Regions from separate parts of the Homo sapiens genome. Here regions 1 and 3 are each linked to region 2. The links are chromatin loops, found by intact Hi-C in ENCODE. Cell type or tissue: heart left ventricle. All regions are shown on one strand. Region 1 overlaps INPP4B (inositol polyphosphate-4-phosphatase type II B). Region 2 overlaps INPP4B (inositol polyphosphate-4-phosphatase type II B). Region 3 overlaps INPP4B (inositol polyphosphate-4-phosphatase type II B).

Region 1 (2,500 bases), 540 kb before region 2:
TGAATACTGGGGCTTGTGAGTCAGTAAGATGAAGAAGAACATGCTATGCATCTGATCTAGAAAACATGTGGACTGCTAGTAGTCCTAAGGCAACTCAATGTTTGACATCTCATGTTATGAATCCAGGGGCATATGGGTCACATTCAATAGTCAGGCTAGAATGATGATATTTTCTAGGTTATCTGTGACATTGATAGCCATTCTTTTTAGCTGACCGTTTACACCTCAAACTGAAAACAGTAACAGCAGCAAAACTGTATTGTAATAATATCATAAAACTATAAAGATTTTTATATGTTTTCCCATACAAAATATAACACCAACACCGACACCATATGTTTAGGAGACATAACCTAAAGGAAGCTAGAGCGGATGGCAGCCTCATTAGAATCCACAACTTATTTCTCTGCTTGAAGTATTACATAGTTTAAATTATCTTATCAAAACAAAATGAGGAGCTGTAAGGATTAGAAAAAATCAGAAAAAGACAAATCCTGGCATAGAGATGCTAGCATAAGCCATCATATCTTTACTGAAATAAATTGTTGGTTATAAGTGGGTCCTTGGCGGAAGGGGACAAACAAACTTAAGACATTGTCCAATTCCTTGAAAGTGGTCTCCATGTTTCATCAAAATAAGAGAGTCTTAAGATTTACAAATGGTATTCTATGCAATTTTTGTATTCATTTATACCATAAAAATAGTGCAAGGCAGTATCCCCAATGTATGCATAATTATGAAAGTTACTATATGATTAGAAAACTATTGTTTCAAAATTTATGTTTTCAAATTTACTTTGAATTTAAAAAGAAAAATTTATTTTATTTAACGCTCTTAGTAATTAAAATAGTGTGACTTCCTAAAGACTGTTGTCTCATCTTCTATTTTAAAGCAAACTGTACTCAGAATTAGCTACGATCTATTGTCTGTGTCAAGAAAGAATGTGTTTTAACTGATAAGTGTTTTATGTTTAATAGTATAGCACCAAAATAGGCTGAAAAAAGAATAATCAGCTTACTCTCTATTATCATAAAACTACAATATTGCCTCTAACATATTTCAAATCTGGAAAGTTATTTGATTAAAAAGTAACATTTTGATAAGTAAGAGAAAAAATATTTAATAACATGATCATAATTTATATTTACTTTCTTACTTTCAAAGAATTTCATCACTTTAATGATAATGTAATATTGTTTTTTTCTTATAAGGGCTAATAACATTTCACAACCTGAAACATGAACTTCAATGCAATTTTGAATAATTGCTGTTTCACTATAACTTGCTGCAGTGGAGAACATTAGCTATTTGAGAACTGACATCTAACATCTGCAAGAATTGTGACTTTCAAACACACTGGCCATCAATAAATATCACTTGTTATTAACTTTAACAGTATTTCTACAAACAAAGAGACCCACCTCAGGCTCAGGACCAGCAATTGCTCCTTTGACTTCAGCAGCTCTCCCACTTTAAAACTGGCATAGCCCAAGAAACTTCGCTGAAAATAACAGAAAGAATGGTTTCATTAACTTGAGGTTCTTTAATATTTTTGCTGTCACATCAATCAAACAAAATGAGTCTTTAGAAGAATGAAATATTAAATCTATTAGCCTGACAAATATTTCAGTAACAGAGATAAAATTATCAATAATATATCTACCTCATGGGGTAGGATTAAAGGGTGAAAATGTATCATTTTCCCTAAAAGAAAAGAGACCAACAGGCTAGAAAATAACAAGAGGTAAAATACAGCACCCAGAGTTGTTTCACTAACTATAATTTTCTCTGCATATGAAAACTGAAGGAAAATAAAAGATGATATATTTTCCATATTTACCAATGCTGTTGTTCCTCTTATTAGAATTCCTCAAATCACTGGCAGCAACAACTTTGTATTCCAGATATGAGCAAATCTGTTAGTTGGAGCTATTTTTATGTGGGACTTTGTACAAGTTATAAATAGAAATGTTATATTTTTCCCCCATCACAGCAATGTTTAAAAGCATTTTTCCTTTGTTATTTCTTTACTAGCATGGGACAATTTCATTCTAATACACGAAAGAAAATGGCACTTATTAAGTTACATTTTTTTAAATTGCTTTTTTAGTCTATTATATTAGGTGTTGATGACCTATGAATATCTGCTTTCTACTCTTTTTGACTCAATGTAAAGAATAAAACTCCAAATTGTTTTTTTTTTTTTTTTTCTTTCCCAGGATAAAAAACCTATCATCTCTTTCTAATATCCCTGGCTACTTCTGACTTAAAAGTCACAATATTATGGGATAAATAACATGAAAAAGAGCTCTCATTCTTCCCTTAAGGTCAAGGAGTAAATATGAAAATATCAAACCCATGTTATTTCTTATGCCACTGCAGCCTAACAAAATGTAAATACTCCACAATAAGTCAATGCTACTTCTTCCAGAACAGTCTCTCATCATAGGTCTGCTGCTGAGCTACACTAGAATGAGAGGCTGGACAAAGAATTTGAGGG
Region 2 (2,500 bases):
GAAACTGGCTGATGGGTATGTGGGAATGCATTGTACTACTCTTATTTTCTACCTTTGAAATGTTACATAATAAAAACCTTTTAAAAAAGGAAATGCATTTCTTAATTATGCCAATTTGGGTTCATTAACTTAATTTCTTTGTTCTCCATTCTTACAATAGCCACATCCAGTGAACATGGCTGAAATGTCCACCACATTGATCTTGAGGACATTCCAACCAGACACTTAAACAATACAGAGATCGCATTCTGATGCACAGATGACAGAATAAATTAATTGACTCAGCTATGTCCCATAATTTAATTATTCAGTCAAAGGCAAGGGTGTATATATCCAGCTTAACCAAGAAGAAATTGTAAAACAAGTTTCAGCTGTCATTGTAACCAATAAATTATAGTACTATATGGCTGATTCAATTTGGTCACTGGTGACCGGGTCATCACTATAACAGAGGACATTAGGGGATCTGCTGAAGTGTCATTGAGGTAATTTGCACTTTTTTTGCATTCTTCCAAGGGCAATGCAACAGAAAAAAAATAATAGTTATAGTCTTTGACTCCTAGAAAAAAAGAATTTGCTCAGCAGATGCTGTGAGGGGATTAGGATTAAAAATGCAAATGGTTAATACAATATCTATTTTAGAATAATCATAAGTTTTTTTCTATCATGTTCATTTAATTTTTTTTCCTTTCTCTTACCCAGACACAAACAGAATTTTAGCATATTTAATTTAATTCCTAACAGTTCCTCACATAAGCAGATCTCACATAAAAGCAGAGTGTGTTAAATATTACAATCAAATCTTTAAAGTATTACTCATAATAGATCTTCTGAATATACTACTAAGAATTTAGGTGCCTGTTGACTTTAACTTTATTAACTCACTATGATGTAAATAAATTATGTTTAAAAGAAAAGTTTTAAAAAATGAATATATTGCACTTAAAATGACTCAAGGTTTCTAAGCATTGCACACTGCCACCTAGTGCTAAATGTCTCTTTAACACCAAATGCACAATGGATGTCTTCCACAAAGTGGAAATGCTATATTTTAAACAAAATTTATTCAGAACAACAGGTCTAAAATACTTTATTCATAATTCCTTCAAAATAAGAATGCTATTGGAGATAAATGCAATGACATATACCATAAAATCACACCCATCTCAAATTAAAATTTAAAAGATCTGAATGGATTAGTTAATATAAAAAATTGCAAGTCTTGTTAATAAAGACATCCTCTTTTTAAAAACAAAGTGATTTACAGGTTTTGTTAAGGAAGACAAGAAATTTTTACTTTTTTAAAAAAAAGTGATTTTTAACTACTGCGCATCAATTATGCAGCTATTCTCTTATGAATGTGATGTATGCTAATCTCTAAGTGGAATATGTGGTTATCTAGCAAGTTTCGCATAAGAAGATGTTGAAAAAGACATCATAGAGTGTTAACTGATCACTAACAGTACTTTAAAGCTTCCTTGGAGATAACCATAATCTCCATGCACCTATAGGTTCTAACTTCAATTAAAGATCCCACTGGTTTTAGTCCTACTTTATTTTTTATTTTCCCAGCATTGAATAGTTTTTGTGTTTTGGTTGTTCTAATGGCAAGAGCTCATCTCTGATCTTTTGGCTAAGAAAGCAAAGCCCCATGAAAATGAATGAGAACCATTTTGAAAGAACTAAAGGAAAGATTGCTATTGATGGTCAGGGAGTATATTCTATTTAATTCATTGTATTCTAAAATGGTAGTCCCCAAGTCTGATCTACTTAATGCACTACAACTATCTATTCTAAGAACTAAGGTGAAAGGTGAAAGGCTCATATTTCTGTCAAATTTTTCATAGTAAAAAATATTAAGAGGATTCCTTGTAAATCATTGTTGCTTAACATTTAAAAACTCACACTCTCTTTTGAGAAACATAAAAATCTCGAAGTTCTCCTTCAAAGCTATTTAAAATATATAAATAAATGATCTATTATAAACAACTAGTAAATGAAAATTTTTAAAAATCATATTTTTCTTTTGATCTTGGAAGATGCTTTACATTGATGCTGTTACTCCAATCATTAGAAGTCAGCATGACAATTAAAGTTGTCTGTGTATCTCGCAAACTTTTCTATCCTTGTAAAACAACAAAGAAAAACAATTGAGTAATTTCACCATTGTTTTTTGTATTGCTTTATTTTCATAACCAGAAGAGTATGTAAAGATAGATAGATAGACACAGATAGATAGATTGATAGATAGATCGATAGACAGATAGATAGATACAGGCTCTCCTTTTAAGGGAGGAGATGTTGCCTTCATTCCCTTGAATATTATTGATTTAGATAATTCCCAAAGAAATGTATAACCAAAACCACATGATTTGAAAAACTTCTCAAAATTTCCTTTAATCAGTTTAAACAAATTACTGCCAATTCTATTTCACTTAGTTCTTCATAGGGCTATTTAAAATCAGGACACCAAGTTGGCATGGCTGCCTAATACAGAAGA
Region 3 (2,500 bases), 580 kb before region 2:
GGAACGAAAATAGACAAATAGTTTTGTCTCATGAAGTTTAATATTAGTGAGGAAAATAGACCACAAATGAGATAAATTCGTAAAATATATATATATATATATATATATATATATATATATATATAACATTGAACAATGACAAGTACTAATCACAAAAATAATGCAGAGAAAGGCGATAGAAAGCTCTGAGGTAGACACTGCAATCTTAGATAGGGTTGCAGGAAAGGCTTCAGTGAGGAGGTGACATTTCTGCATAAAGACCAGAAGGAAATAAGTGAACCACAAAATTACCTAGGGAAAACACTTCAAAGGTAGGTGGGAAAACTAAGTGCAGGGGCCTTGAGTTGGCAACGTACCTGAAATGTTCAGGAACAACAAGGAAGACAATGTGACTGGACTGTAGTGAGCAAAAAATAGGAGCTGGGGAGGAGGTCAAAGAAGTAATGAAGTTCCCAGGGTTGGGACGGGGAGACTCCTGTAAGACTGTGTTTGGTCACTGAAGGGCTTTGAGTTTATACTTTCAGAGAGTTGAGAAGCTGTGAGAGGAAAGACATGTCCTAAGTTTCATTTAAATAGGGTCGCTTTGTTGCTCTGTTGAAAATAGACTGATATAGTGACATGTGGTGGCAGATCAGGGAGAGAAAAGGAAAAAATCAGGGAGACTTTTAAGTCATTACTGTAAACATCCAGGTGATAGACAACATTGGTAGCAGTGAAAGGGCCAAAAGTTGTTAAATTCTGGTTTCAATTAAAAGGTGCAGTCAACAGGATTTGCTGACATACTAACTGTGAGTTTATGAGAGGCAGAAAGGAGTCAAAGGTGACTCCAATAAAAGAAAAAATGTTTTGGATACATAATGCAACATTCATCTACTATGCTAGTTTCGAAAAAAGACAATTTTAGTATTTCTCTTGTAATTTTTTCTTTCTACTACTATGTGGTTTTAATGCTTTATCTTCTATTTCTATGTGTGTATATATTGAAGTTTGAAACAATCTAATATGGTAAATGACCTCTGAGCAATCTTCCCTTGATAATAAATATGTGTTCATAATATGATTTATGGAAACAAGAAAAAGAAAGCAAACGTATGTGAGAAGAAAGAGTTTGGATTTTCACTTATATTTTATTCCATGCTCTGGAATTTAAGACTCAAGATTAAAATGTAGTATTTTATATAAAGGTACTGTTATGGACTGAACTGTGTCTTCCAAAGTTCATATGTTGAGGCCCCAGCCTCCAATATGACCATATTTGGAGATAAGGGCCTATATTATGGAGGTAACTAAGATTAAAAGAGGTCATAAAGATGGGGTCTTAATACTACAGGGCTGGTATTCTTACGAGAAAAGGAGAAGATACCAAAACACTCCCTCTCTCCCTTCCTTTCTCCTTTCCTCTCTCTTTCTCTCTCTCTCTCTCCCTCTCTCTCCCTCTCTCTCCCTCCCCCACTTCCCCTTCCTGCTTATACACAGAAGATAGACCATCTGAGAAGGTAGCAAGAAGGCAGCCATCTGCAAGCCAAGTAAAAAGCCCTCACCAGGAACTGAACAGGCTGGCACCTTGATCTGGGACTTCCTAGCTTCCAGAACCGTGAGAAAATAAATTCCTGTTGTTTAAGCCATACAGTTTATGGTATTTTGTCATGACAGCCCAAGCTGAGCAATATCAGTATCACTCTCTTATTTACGTCTACATTAGATAACATGTGTCACTTTCATGGCACATGACTATGGTGCTAATAGAAGTTTCATTCCTTTGTCCCTAGCTCATGCAAACCAGTGAAAGCAATGTTATTTTAGGAATAACTTCTATTTCAGTTACTTTCTCTTTCCATAATGATAGTCATTCATGTCTTAAATCACCGTTAGTAACAGATAATATTAATTGATTTTCTATGGATTTTTATTTAGCAGATGTACAAGGGTCCATGCATTTGCAGTTCTAAAAAGCACTCTAGGTGATTCTAACCACACTTTGAAAAACGCTGAGATAAAGTTATTTACACAATAAATATCATGCATGTTGGGCCTTACTATATATCTCAAACATCGATATTCTTAAAGATTGCTAAGAGAGTTTACAGTTACTTTATCAAAAATTTGCAAAAAAGGTCAAGGTTTACAAATAATCCAGACAGGGCAGAGCTGATGCCAAAATGTTTGATGTGTTTACCATTTTAGTCAGCTTATGACTCACACACGGTGTGTATTGCCACTGCCACCTCCTATTTCTGGAACAGCTCAGTTAAGTCTTTTTAAAGTTCATGTTCCTAAGCCAGAAACACTATGTAGGATTTGGGTGGGGGCATATCTCTAGGTATCAAGTTCTCCATTTATGAAAAGAGTATAATTTAATTTCCACTACCTTATACTATAGTGACATAGTCTGGAGTCAAAAGGTGGGCTAGTTTTGAGGAAAGTGGAAAAGTGGCTGGTAATATATTTAGAATCAGAGAAAGGAGCTCTACTTTGAAATGGGAAGTGTTTCTGCTACTGG

What was found. Hi-C counts contacts between places; a loop is a spot of excess contacts. Peaks named below come from ENCODE experiments on the same cell type or tissue, not always from the same donor. Only the 100,000 strongest peaks of a DNase experiment are listed, where the experiment ranks them.
Region 1: it touches region 2 in a loop (3-fold over the local background); 2 of 110 quality-filtered maps call a loop at or near these places.
Region 3: it touches region 2 in a loop (2.7-fold over the local background); 4 of 110 quality-filtered maps call a loop at or near these places.

The regions. Positions count from the first base shown.
Region 1 is chr4:142,304,037-142,306,536 of GRCh38, forward strand. It overlaps INPP4B (inositol polyphosphate-4-phosphatase type II B), which reads right to left. Exons shown (of 26, transcript NM_001101669.3): 9 at 1,422-1,501. Among named protein-coding and RNA genes, the nearest start is that of INPP4B, 540 kb to the right of the region's middle. In heart left ventricle, no CTCF peak of the experiment used is centred here; no DNase peak of the experiment used is centred here; H3K4me3 peaks cover 2,146 bases; H3K27ac peaks cover 2,500 bases.
Region 2 is chr4:142,839,742-142,842,241 of GRCh38, forward strand. The region is part of intron 1 of INPP4B (inositol polyphosphate-4-phosphatase type II B); the gene reads right to left. All of the region lies in intron 3 of USP38-DT (USP38 divergent transcript), which reads right to left. Among named protein-coding and RNA genes, the nearest start is that of INPP4B, 5.3 kb to the right of the region's middle. In heart left ventricle, a CTCF peak has its summit at 981 (motif pointing left); no DNase peak of the experiment used is centred here.
Region 3 is chr4:142,263,556-142,266,055 of GRCh38, forward strand. All of the region lies in intron 10 of INPP4B (inositol polyphosphate-4-phosphatase type II B), which reads right to left. Among named protein-coding and RNA genes, the nearest start is that of INPP4B, 580 kb to the right of the region's middle. In heart left ventricle, no CTCF peak of the experiment used is centred here; no DNase peak of the experiment used is centred here; H3K27ac peaks cover 2,288 bases.